Linked DNA regions of Homo sapiens: region 2 is linked to region 1. Evidence: read pairs that join two places in POLR2A ChIA-PET (ENCODE). Cell type or tissue: OCI-LY7. All regions are shown on one strand. Links, peaks and the distances in the headings refer to the core of each region. The heading gives the core; the rest is flanking DNA. Region 1 has its middle 29 kb from the start of KCNN3. Region 2 overlaps EFNA4-EFNA3 (EFNA4-EFNA3 readthrough).

Evidence for each region. Peaks named below come from ENCODE experiments on the same cell type or tissue, not always from the same donor. Only the 100,000 strongest peaks of a DNase experiment are listed, where the experiment ranks them.
Region 2: POLR2A ChIA-PET joins it to region 1 with 5 read pairs; 4 of 35 experiments call an interaction of 5 or more read pairs at or near these places.

Annotation. Positions count from the first base shown.
Region 1 is chr1:154,894,703-154,903,939 of GRCh38, reverse strand. No RefSeq gene overlaps it. Among named protein-coding and RNA genes, the nearest start is that of KCNN3, 29 kb to the right of the region's middle. In OCI-LY7, for the core only: no CTCF peak of the experiment used is centred there; no DNase peak of the experiment used is centred there.
Region 2 is chr1:155,072,726-155,076,879 of GRCh38, reverse strand. All of the region lies in intron 1 of EFNA4-EFNA3 (EFNA4-EFNA3 readthrough), which reads right to left. Among named protein-coding and RNA genes, the nearest start is that of EFNA3, 4.0 kb to the left of the region's middle. In OCI-LY7, for the core only: no CTCF peak of the experiment used is centred there; a DNase peak (open chromatin) is centred at 2,829; H3K4me3 peaks cover 473 bases.

The sequences.
Region 1 (9,237 bases), core at 5,468-7,967:
TCTGGTGAAAGATATGTTGTGCTTATATAAAAGGGTTTGACAAATTAATTCATTTGTCTTTTCTTTTACTGAAACAATTCTCCACTGAAATCTTCCCTGTATTCTAAAGCAGAGTTCATCAGCAACATTGGTTGTGCGGCAACCCACACACCTTTACAGCGTTCGGATTTCGTTGCCTTTGTTTTGAAGACATAAGGTGAGAGATGTGCAGAAATGTTAGTCACAAAAGAAGATGTTAGGATTATGTGGTGCCCTGTGCCAGCACTGAGTTCAGCTCCTGAGAGAATGAGGTACCTGCACGTGTGTGTGTGTGTGTGTGTGTTTGAGACAAGGTCTCACTCACTCTGTCACCGAGGCTGGAGTGCAGTGGCATGGTCACAGCTCTCTGCAGCCTCAACCTCCCCAGCTCAAATGATCCTCTCACCTTGACCTCCTAAAGTGCTGGGGTTACAGGCATGAGCCACTGCTCCCAGCCATGTGTGTTTGATTTATTGTAACATTTTCACATACCATAAAATTCATCCATTTAAAGAGAATACTTTAGTGGTTTCTAGTACAATTCGGAGTTGTGCAACCATCACCACCAATTCCAGAATGTTTTCATCAGTACAAGAGAAACCCCGTACTCATTAGCAGTCACTTCCCATTCTCCCCTCCCCAACCCCCTGGCAGCCACTAATCTACATTCTGCCTCTATAGATTTGCCTATTCTGGATGTTTAATATAAATGGAATTGTAGAATATGTGTCCTTTGTGACTTATGTCTTTCACTTAGCACAATATTTTCAAGGCTCCCCCATATTGTAGCAGATGTCAGTACTTCATGGCTGAATGAGATTCCAGTGTATGGATACACCACATTTTGTTTATCCATTCATCAGTTGATGGCCATTAGGGTTCTGGCTATTATGAATAATGCTGCCATGAACATTCATGTACACGTTTTTGTGTGGGCATGAATTTTCAATTTTTTTTTTTTTGAGACAGAGTCTCACTGTGCTGCCCAGGCTGGGGAGCAGTGGTGTGATCTTGGCTCTCTGCAACCTCCACTACCTGGATTCAAGTGATTCTCCTCTCTCAGCCTCCTGAGTAGCTGGGATTATAGGCATGCACAACTATGCCTGGCTAATTTTTTGTTTTTTAATTTTGTGTTTAACTAGAGACAGGGTTTCACCATGCTGGCCAGGCTGGTCTTGAACTTCTGACCTCAAGTGATCTGGCTGCCTCGGCCTCCCAAAGTGCTGGGATTACAGGCATGAGCCACCGCGCCTGGCCATATTTTCAGTTCTTCTGGGGATATACCTAGGAGTGGAATTTCCAAGTCACCTGCGTTCATTAACAATGTTTGTGTGTATGTATGTGTGTGTGTGTGCATGTGTGTGGGTTCAGGGAAGGGTCCTTTTGCTTAAGTTTAAGGGTGGTATTGGCAGCCCATTCTCTGCTGTCCTGTGGGGAATGAAGGAAAGGGCTTTTGTCACACTGGGCTGAGTGGCCAGAAAAGGGTAAAACCAGAATGGTGGCTGTCACTTGTGAGAGATGCCAAATTATAATCTGGGCATTTAACTGAAAAGTGGCTATTCTGTGCTAACATGCTGGTTATAGGGCCATCACCTTCCCAGTCACCCAGCCTAAATTTCATGACACACATTTTGTGTATTAATTTCATGGTATACATTTTGTCTGTGTCATCATCAATAACTCTCGCATCTGCCCCTTCCCTCCACCATCCTAGTTTGGCCTCACGTGGTTCATTACCTCTTGTTTGCTCTTTGTGTTTTCTGATCACAGAAGTAATGCACAGATACACAAACCCAAAAGATTGCAGAAATACAAAATGTAGAAAGCAGAGCCATCCCCATACTGACTCCCCCAGAAATAGCTATCATCAACAATTTAGTGCCTTCTCTTCTGAAACTTTTATACATATTCTAACATATTATCTCTGTTTTAAAACAAAAATAGAACTGTGTATACTGTTCATCCTTGTGTTCCCCCCCCCATCAAAATATATTAGACATCTTCTCATGAAAATACATAGAGGCTCGCATCATTCTTTCAAATAGTGATATGCAGTCTATAGTGTGGCTATATGGTGGTTTATGTAACCAGCCCCATGTTTGTGGATATTTGGGTTGTTTCCAAGTTTCCACCATTATAAACTATGCTGCAACAGTGTTTCTGTATACATATCCTTTCTGCATTTGTGGGAGTTTTTCTGTAGAATAAACTCCCAGAAATGGAAATGCTGGGTCAGAAAATATAAACATTAAATATTTTAAATAAATACTACTACATTTTCCTCTGAAAACTTTATACAGTTTATATTATCATTAACAGTTCCTGCTGGGCACGGTGGCTCATGCCTGTAATCCTAGCACTTTGGGAGGCTGAGGCGGTTGGATTGCCTGAGCTCAGGAGTTCGAGACCAGCCTGGGCAACAACGGTGAAACCCCGTCTCTACTAAAATACAAAAAATTAGCCGGGCGTGGCGGTGTGCGCCTGTAGTCCCAGCTACTCGGGAGGCTGAGGCAGGAGAATCGCTTGAACCCGGGAGGCGGAGGTTGCAGCGAGCTGAGATCGCGCCACCGCACTCCAGCCTGGGCATCAGAGCGAGACTCCATCTCCAAAAAAAAAACAAACAAAAAAAACAGTTCACGAGAATGCTGGTTTCCCTGCCTTTTGCAGGGCTGGATATTATTGATTTTTGTCATTTTTACCAATCTTGGCAGTATGTCTTTTTTTTTTTCTTTTAGACGGTGTCTCACTCTGTCGCCCAGGCTAGAGTGCAGTGGCGCGATCTGGGCTCATGGCAACCTCTGCCTCCTGGGTTCAAGCAATTCTCTTACCTCAGCCTCCTGAGTAGCTGGGATTACAGGCACGTGCCACCATGCCTGGCTAATTTTTGTATTTTTAGTAGAGACAGGGTTTCACTCAGGCTGGTCTTGAACTCCTGACTTTGTGACCCGCTCGCCTTGGCCTCTCAAAGTTCTGGGATTACAGGCGTGAGCCACTGCACCTGGCAGCAGTATGTCTTCTTACCTCCCTTGACATATCATCCCAGCCTCCTAAAAGGTCCCTCTATGCCCAGTTCTTTCCTTTTGTTTTTGTCTTTGATTTTTGTTTTTTGTTTTTAGACGGAGTTTTGCTCTGTTGCCCAGGCTGGAGAGTGCAGTGGTGCCATCTTGGCTCACTGCAGCCTCCACCTCCTGGGTTCAAGCTATTCTCCTGCCTCAGCCTCCTGAGTAGCTGGGACTACAGGCACCCACCACCATGCCTCGCTAATTTTTGTATTTTTAGTAGAGACAGGGTTTCACCATGTTGGCCAGGCTGGTCTTGAACTCCTGGCCTCAAGTGATCCACCCGCCTCGGCCTCCCAAAGTGCTGGGATTACAGGCGTGAGCCACTGCACCCAGCCCCAGTGCTCTCCTTTTGTAATCTGCCCAATACATGGTTCTAATTATGACTTTGCCAACTCTAAAAACCCTTTTGAAAAATTGCAATAGGCCTGTCCAGGACACTTTTCTTCACGCAATCAACAGATAGTTATTGACTATGACCGATGTGCCAGGCATCGTGCTAAGCACTGGAGGCGCAGCATTGAACGGGAATGATAAGGTCTCTGCTGTTGTGGAGTTTAATTGTCATGGTGGGAGACAAATCACAAACACTGGAGAAGCAAAAATTATCAGACTGTTATACATGCAATAATGAGAATTAATATAGGTAGGTGGTGATGGTTACTGGGAGGTTGGGTGGACAAGAAGAAAGTTTCTGAGGAGGAAACACTTAAACTGAGCTCTGAATGATAAGAGCAAAGATGCAGGGAATAGCATGCTAGGCAGAAGGAACAGAATGTGCAAAGGCCAGAAAATAGGAAGGAACTTGGCATGGTGAGGAGTTGAAAGAAGCCAGATTGGCTAGGGTGGGGAGGACATGGTGGTGGAATGGGATGTGATGAGAGTAGAGGCTTAGCCAGGGTCTGGATTGGCACAGTTTTTTGAACCAGGGCAAGGAGATTGAATTTTAAGTGTGATGAGAAGCCACTGGGCAATTCTATTTTTTTTTTTTTTTTTTTTTGAGATGGAGTCTCACTCTATCGCCCAGGCTGGAGTGCAGTGACATGATCTCGGCTTACTGCAACCTCCGCCTCCTGGATCAAGTGATTCTCCTGCCTCAGCCTCCAATGTAGCTGGGATTACAGGCACAGACCACCATGCCTGGCTAATTTTTTTGTATTTTTAGTAGAGATGGAGGGGGCCTCCCTATGTTGCCCAGGCTGGTCTTGAACTCCTGGCCTCAAGTGATCCTCTTGCCTCAGCCTCCCAAAGTGCTGGGATTACAGGCATGAGCCACCACGCCTGGCCACAACAATTCGAATTTTGAATCTGGCCTGATCTGAGTTATGTTTTCAGAAGATCACTCTCACTGGGTGTGGAACATAGATGGTAAATGGGCAAGAGGATCAGCAGGGAGACCCTGTAGGAGAGACTGTGGTGGCCTGGGCATGGGGAAGGCAGTGCAGACAGAAGTGAACAGAATTTGGATGGAGTAACTAGGTAGACAGTGATGTTATTTACTGAGAAGGGGACGACTAAGGGAAGGCTAATCCTGTTCTGTCCAGGAGTAAATTTGAGATACTTATTAAACATTTCCATGGAGATGTCATGTAGGCAGTTGGATATTTTATTTATTTATTTATTTATTTATTTATTTATTTATTTATTTATTAGAGACAGGGTCTTGCTCTGTCACGCGGGCTGGAGTGTGGTGGTACAATCACAGCTCCCTGCAGCCTTGACCTCCTGGGTTCAAGCAATCTTCCCACCTCAGCCTCCCGAGTAGCTGGGATTACAGTGGTGTGCCACCACGCCTGGCTAATTTCGAAATATTCTGTAGAGACGGAGTCTCATTATGTTGGCCAGGCTGGTCTCGAACTCCTGGGCTCAAGTGATTTTCCCACCTTGGCCTCCCAAAGTGCTGGGATTGCAGGCGTGAGCCACCTAGTCTGGCCTTCTACAGAAGTTTTGCTGTGGGCTGGGCGCGGTGGCTCACGCTTGTAATCCCAGCACTTTGGGAGGCCAAGGCAGGTGGATTACCTGAGGTCAGGAGTTCAAGACCAGCCTGGTCAACATGGTGAAACCCCATCTTTACAAAAATACAAAAATTAGCCAGACATGGTGGCATGTGCCTATAATCCCAGGTATTCGGGAGGCTGAGGGGGAAGAATCGCTTGAACCCGGGAGGTGGAGGTTGCAGGGAGCGGAGGTCGTGCCATTGCAATCCAGCCTGGGTGACAGAGTGCGACTCTATCTCAAAAAAAAAAAAAAAAAAAAGAAGAAGAAGAAGGTTTTGCTGTGGATGAGGAGGAAAGGAATGGAGGAGCAGAGGGAGGGGAGATGAGATTGAGGGAGGATTTAAAAAAACGATTCCAGGTTAAGTTCACAAGACGGAGGATTTTAAAATAAGAGATACTAGGACACTATATTGTACACACCGCAGGGTGGATTTGGTAGAAAGGCAGAAATTAACGTGCAGGAGAGAGAAAATGGGCAGAAGTCTGTCCTTGAGACGGGAGAGAGAAGGGGTCCAACACAGGAATGGGTGCAGGGCTGCAGGGACACTGTCTGTCCTCACAGGGGAGGAGCAGAGAGAGTGGGCTTTTTTTTTTTTTAAAACTTAACTATTCTAAATACATATGTAAGAGAGAGGGGTCTTGACACAGGTGGGCTGTAAGTTTTGTGGTATGCAGGGATGAGGTGGTTCCTGCCAGGTAGCATCAGGTTTTCCCCAAGGAATGCCAATGCAAGGTTACTGGCATAGTGGTGTGGGAGTTGTGGGGAGGAGGATGCAGGCCATCTGGGGACTGAGGAGAAGGAATGAACTCATCATGTTGGAGACTGGGGAAATATTCATTCCAAGGAAGTGTGGTAGGATTACTGGGTACTCATTTTATTTTATTCTTTGAGACAGTCTTGCTATGTTGCCCAGGCTGGCCTCGAGCTCCTGGGCTCAAGTGATCCTCCTGCCTCAGCCTCTTGAGGAACTGGGATTACAGGCAGGAGCCACTGCGTCCAGCTTTGGGTGCTCATTTTAGATTGACTTATAAATATCCCCAGCTTTTTCCTCAGAGGGAAGCCTTCTGTGCTTCCTGGCCCAGCTTTCCCGCCCCCATACCTGTGCTCATTCATTTCTTCATTGGGGTTTACTAGGTGGAATCTGAGCCAGAGGGAGGAAAGGAGGAGGCTGGCAAAGAGAGAGGCCACACAGAGTTCCCTGTGTGCTGCTCAGGGGGTCCCACCACAACCCCAGGCAGCCCAGCTCAGGGGGTCCCACTACAATCCCGGGCAGCCAAGCTCAGGGGGTCCCACCACAATCCTGGGCAGCCCAGCTCAGGAGGTCCCATCACAACCCTGGGCAGCTTAGCTCACAAGGTCCCATCACAATCTAGGGCAACCCAGCTCAGGAGGTCCCATCACAACCCTGGGCAGCTCAGCTCAGCTCACGAGGTCCCACCACAATCTGGGGCAACCCAGCTCAGGAGGTCCCATCACAACCCTGGGCAGCTCAGCTCACAAGGTCCCATCACAACTGTGGGCAGCTCAGCTCAGGAGGTCCCACCGCAACCCTGGGTGCTGGCAGAAGACCTAGCCCGCCTGCCCAGGCAGGGTTGGAGGCAGACTGACTAATTTTAGGAGGCCTCCTGGTTCTATTGTTCTGGGTGAGGCTGGGCGGTAGGGGAGGTGGTTTCAGGCGGGGATACCAGTGTGGGAAAGGAAGCGTGGCCGCTGTTGCCATGCGAGAAGGATGGAAACTGTGAGCCTGGTGTGCAGGTTTCGGCCCCAGGGAGGTTCTGCTCCGGTTCCTATGGAGCAGGTAGGAAGTTGCCCTTCCCCTCACCCCTTCCTCTGTGAGTGGCTTTTCCATTGTCCCAGCAAAGTGTGGGGTTGGCTGGACCCCTCAGCTCCCACGCCAGCGCCAGCACTGCCCTAGCAGTGCTGGGGGCAGTTTTCCCCCACACAGCTCTCCAGCTGGACAAAGAGTGAATGCCAGCCTGTCATAGGAACACGGTGAACTTGTTTGATTCTTTCAACTGCCAGCAAGGCTGCTAATTGCCATTTTGTGTGCAGGGATTGGAGACTCACTTGCTGAATGCCTTGCCCAAAGCCTCCCTTTGGTAGCTGAGTTCTCTCATGATCCCCCGGTGGGTTCTTAGGCTTCCAGAAGGACAGAATACTTTGTGCTTCTGGTGAGGTTTGCTCCTGTTCACATGGCAGCCTGGGTGGGCACAACAAAGATTTTTTTCTTAGAATTGTTGTATAAGAACAGAGCTAGCATGGGGGTCTAGAAATGGGCCCCAAAGGCCTGTGTTCAAATCTTGACCCCTCTAGGTGTTAGCCCTGTGACCTTTGAGCAAGCCACTGAATCTCCTGGAGCCTCTGGGTCCTCATCTGCTCCCTGGGGCCGGTCACCCCTGCCTGGTTCTTGGGGCTGCTGTGAGCTCCCATGAGATAATGCGTAGGAAAAGTCTTGCACGGGAGAAGGGACTCCCACTGGTGTGAAGCTAACAGTCTACAGCAAGGGCTGGATTTTATCTTGGCTCAAGAGGGAAAGGATTGCTTTACAAAAGGAAAGAGGGCTCATGGTAGTTATTTAGGAGTTTCATGGTGGTGGATTTTGTTGTTAAAGTCTTGTGGCCAAGTTACAGGAAGGCACACAGGGAGACGGATGAGGTGTTGCCCAGGCTGGTAAAATTCCGAACCCCACTGGTCTCCAAGGCCCTGTTGAAGAGGAGAGCACTAGGCTGGGAAAGCCACTCTGAAGGCAACTTGTATGATTTAAAATTCCAAAGATGTCTCGGCAGCTGGGTATGTTCTTTGTTGCTTAATAGGTTTTCTCCAGCTAATTCTCCTGGGTTCTTTCCATTTCCTGGCCAGACGGAGTAGCTTTAATATCTCTCCTCACTAGCAATAAGCTGCTGTCTGGCGAATGGAGATGAGAACCTGCAGATCCATGGGGGAGGGAGGACCAGAGTGATGGGATCTCAGCAATAGTGCTGGAGGGAAGTCAGGCCGCCCTCAAGGTCACCTGAGGGTCGTGGAGGGCCACGCAGCTGCCTGACAGAAGCAGTGCTGATCATTTTTACTTCTCTTATTTCCTGATGAACTCTTACTCGTCCTATAAGTCAAAGCTCAAGTGATTTCCCCTGTGGGAAGACTTCTCCAACATCACCAGACAAAATTAATCGGCCCTTTTTTGTGCTCCTATATCATTAAGGAAGATTTGGTTGCAAGGAACAGGGGAAAATCAATTTAAATGGTTTTAAACAATTAAAGATAATTTATTATCTTACACAGCTGTACCTTTCAGAAGTAATGTTAGCTTCAGGCATGGTTTGATCAGGATGCTGGCTCTGTTTCTTGTTAGTTCTCTAGACCCCACCCTCCTCTGATGTGTTGGCTTTGTCCTCTGCTAGCCTCTCCTATGGAGGTGATATGACTGTCAACAGCAATGGAGACTAAATTGCTTGCTTATTTATAGGCAGAAGGAAAGAATGTCTTCTTTCCCAGCCATAGACCAAAAGCCCTAAGACTTACTGGGTTTAGACCTGAACTGGCCAAGAAAATCCATACACCAACTGACTTAGGTCAGCATTATCTCCTCTTCCTGAATTAGTCAGTGTGTGGTAGAAAAGATGAAATTATGCCAGGCAGGGGCCACCTTGGATCTGGGATGGAATTAATCTCACTCAAACGTGTGGCTGCTATAAAATACATGTGGGTAGTTCCTAAAAGAAAATATTTTATGGAGAAGAGGGCAATTGTTGCTGGTGGTGCAACCAGCAATTGCCCTCTGTACTCTTGTGGTATTTGGTATACTAAACTCATGGGCACTTATGTTTGCCACTCCAATTCTTCTTAATTTTGGTGAAGTCCAATGTATTATGTTTTCTTTTATGGATTGTGCTTTTAGTATCATATCTAAGATATCTTTGCCTAACATAAAGTCACAAAGATTTTTCTCTTATGTTCTTTTCTAGAAGTTTTACAGATTTAAGTTTTACATTTAAGTCATTGATCCATTTTGAATTAATTTCTGTATATGATATTAGGTATGGATTAAAGTTACATTTTTGCATATGTATATTCAATTGTTTTGGCATCATTTGTTGAAAAGGTTGTCCTTTCTCCACTGAATTGCCTTTGCACCTTTGTTGAAAATCAGTTGCCAATACGTGTA
Region 2 (4,154 bases), core at 1,353-3,852, 180 kb before region 1:
AAGTTGAGATACTCTTTATAGGGCCTAGCTAGGCCTGTGTCCGTGGGATCTAGTGCTTTGTCTACCTGGGCCTCTATCCATAGGGCTGCTAGCTGATTTGGGCCTTTGTGTGAATTAGAAAAAGGACCCTTCTTTGCAGGCTCAGTCCCTAGGGTGCATCTCTTGGCAAGTGGTGCCTTTGTGCAAAAACAAAGGTGCTGCCTCCTTCAGTGAGAGGTGGCTCTAGTGGCTCCCTGTCTTAGTGAGGGAGCTTGGGCCGATGTCCCCTTCCCCTTGGGTGGCTCCTTTGTGCCATGCACAAACTATATGACCATATATGGCAATTCTGTCTACAGGATATGTGCTTCTAGCTATAATGCCTATGTCTGTCTATAGGCCTCTATTCATAAGGTCTGGGCTTCTCTAGGGACTGAGTCCCTGTGTATAAGATCTGAGCCACTGTCCACATGCCCAGGGCCTAATCTAAAGGCCTGGGCTTCTCTCTGTGGCATGTGAGTCATGGAAGGACCCAGGCCTTATTGATGGGGTCTAGACGTTTGGGTATAAATGTAACTCAAATTGTTTCTGACTGTGATCCACCACAGTAGGATTATATTTTGCACTGCAGTTCAGTCACACACACACACACACACACACACTCATACACACACACTCATACACACACACATTTAACTGAAATAATAAGTTTCATGAAACAATACTTACCCTTACTACAGAGGATGCACGATGATATTTTCCTCTGTTCTAGTTTTAAAATTAAAAACAATAAAATAAAAAGCTGGTTGAAGCCCATAAAATTGACTTCTTGACTTTACCATCCCCACTATAGATCACAACCTATAGTGTGAAAAACTGGTGTCTAAGGCCTGGGCCCTGAACGACCTCTCTGTTGGATGAGGGCCTCTGTGGAGGTTGGAGCTCCCTCCATGGGGCTGGTCCTGTTTTCAGGGCTTCAGGCCTCCTCCTCCTTACCTGCAGGCTCTGACTCTTGGGCTTGCTAGCACACTGCTGGCTGCCAAGATCTCTCCCGGGACACTGAGCTCAGCTCCTGGGAGGACTCTGACATGGTGCCTCACTCTCCTCCATCCCTCAGGGGCCAAGGAAGCAGGGAGCTGAGCAGGTGTGGGACAGAGGGAGCTCTCAGGCTGTGTGGCCGAAGGCAGCGTCTGGGACAGTAGGTGGCAACCACAGAGCTGAGCTGTGTTCAATAAATCATGGAGGCTAGGGCCTGGGGAAGGGGGAGGTCAGGAGGGAAGCGGGGCCATGGATAAATAATTCATTAAACAAATAAACAAGGAGCCTGTGAGAGGGAAGATCAGGCACACGTGTGAGCAAGAGAGGCAGCTGCCAGCTCCAGGCATGAAATATTCACAGGTTCTGCACCTTGCACAGGGCCCGTGTGTGTGGCCCCAGCCCAGGCAGGCTGTTGGTGCCGTCCTAACCAGGAAACCTGGGTCCCAGCAAGTGTGTGTGTGTCGGCATGGCTCTGAGGATGCTCTAACGTCTGTGAGTTGACATGGAACTACATACAAGCCTGACAGCAGGGAACATAAGCACTGGTATGTGGTCCAGTTCACAGGAAATTAGGATGCAGGGCTTGGTGGGTGGCATTGGGGTGTAATCACCTCTGATTCTGGTCATGTCCTGATCCCTCTAATGAGTCCAGCAAGCCAAGAAGCCTGGAGCTCTGGGGTGTTACACTAGAGGTGTGTGTGAGTCCTCTGAATGTATTTCAAGAAAAGCTGAGAGGCAGCAGTATTGGCTTAGCAGTGAACAGCCTGGGCTTGGATTCGAATTCCAGTTCTGCCACTCGCTAACTATGCTAGTCACTCAACTTCTCTGAGACTGCTTCCTCATCTGTAAAATGGGGATAATAATGCCCCACCTCAGGGAGCTGGTAGTTAAGAGGATTAAGATCCATAATACCTGGGAAGCACTTAACACAGTGTTTAGGATCCCAGAGGCACTGGATTAATGGAGGGTTTCTTATAATTAAGAGGTTATCTACTGAGGTCTGCCCACCTAGACCAGCCCAGACTCTTTTCCATTTGTTCTCCCTCATTTCCAAGCTTTCCTAACAGCTAACATAGGGAGAGATGTGACCTAGGGCTTAGAAAGTATGCAAGGGGTAGGAAAAGATTAGATGGAATGAGAAGAGGAGGTTACAGTCAAAAAAGGAAGTCTCTATTCTTGACAGTGTGGAAGAAGGGACCTTGACCTTCTCCTCAGACCCCAGAGACTCTCCTTAAGCCTTAAAAGTCTTCCTAAATCCAGACTTTCACCAAAGTTTAGCTCTCTAGAAAGTGACTGCAATGGCCGGGTGGCTCACACCTGTAATCCCAGCACTTTGGGAGGCTGAGGCGGGAGGATCACGAGGTCAGGAGATCGAGACCATCCTGGCTAACATGGTGAAACCTCGTCTCTACTAAAAATACAAAAAATTAGCCAGGCATGGTGGCGGGTGCCTGTAGTCCCAGCTACTCGGGAGGCTGAGGCAGGAGAATGGCGTGAACCCGGGAGGCGAAGCTTGCAGTGAGCCGAGATCGTGCCACTGCACTCCAGCCTGAGCAACAGAGCGAGACTCTGTCTCAAAAATAAATAAATAAATAAATAAAAGAAAGTGGCTGCAATGCCCATGCAGTGGCTCACACTTGTAATCAATCCTAGCACTTTGGGAGGCTGAGGCAGGAGGATGACTTGAGTCCAAAAGTTTGAGGCTGCCATGAGCAATGATCACACCATTGCCCTTCAGCCTGAGCAACAGAGTGAAACCCTGTCTCTTAAAAAAGAAAGGAAGGAAGGAAGTGGCTGCAAGGAGGCAGAGAGATTGGAGCAGAGGTCTCTGAGTAGCATCATAACCACCACCCCCAACAAGTCTTCCCTGCCAGAGTTCTGGCCCCCACCCTCTGCCTAGTGGTTGAAGGCTTCCTTGACAAAAATGATTGTGTCTGGGCAAAAACCAGAAGAGTGGCACCCCAGAGTGGGTGGGGAGAATCCAGGATGGAGAGAGCCTCAGAGGGCCAGGGTGGAGTATCTGGCGGCCTCCCAGTAGGTCCCAGCATTCCCCAGCCCTCTGTGTCCCCTGGAAAGGATCCGCTCCCTGTGGGAGAGCCAGCAAACAGGTCTGAGCTGGCCTGCTCCTCCACAGACAGAAGAAGAACAGGTTGGGGGAGGGGGCCTGAGATCTTGGTGGGGAGTGGTAGCGGTAACCCCCATGTCTCCTCTGAGGAGTTAGGGACAGAGGGGACTAGAGCCTGGGCACACCCTACAAAGCCAGGGGCCCAACCCTTCACCTTCTTTGGTCAGCCTGCTGCCACTTTGGGAGCCAGGGGTCTGGGCCCCCAGGTGTGAAGATGGTGCCTGCCCACCCTTTCCCAAGGAGCCAACATCAGTCTCCACTTCCCCTCCCCTGGGCTGGGCAGGTTCAGGCCAATCTGCTGAAGAGCTTCACAGCAAACATTGATCTGTAATAAAACCACAATGTGTTTCAGGAGAAGGGATTCCAGACACAACACACATACACTAACTCACACACATACATACGGATGCAAAACATGCCGCTCTGGGAGGGCAGACACCAGCAGTCCTGAAAACACATCCAAACATAGACCCACACTGTGTCAAACCCACAGACATTATTAGTTCTACACATCCCCTCTCTGCCATATACTTTGTCCTTCAAAATCAAAGCCTTCTCTGATGACCCGTTTTCCCTGTGTTCCCATAACACTTCGTATATAGCTCTATATTAGCATTTTCACTTTGCATTATAATTACTCATTGGCCAGTCTGTCTCCTTGGGTAATCTGAAGATCCCTTAAGGGAAGCGATCTTGTCTTATGCAAGTGTGTGTCCCCAGCATCTAGTATGCAGCCTAGTATTTACTTAGTAGGAGTAGTGAGGTGCTTAATAATTGTTGAATCAAGGAACAAAAGAATAAATGCCTTCTGACAGTGGGACTCCCATTTCTAGAATCCTTCAGAAGCCCACAGTAGAAAACCGTGCATGCTACTCAGGCTTCTGACCCTGCCTTCTTTTCTCTTGGTCCCCTCACCACCACTCAGCTCTCCAGAAGCCCTCCTTTCCTTCCCTTCCCTCAGTGTGAGACCACGAATTTGAGTTCAACCTGAGGGTTGGCAGGCAAGGTAAGGGTT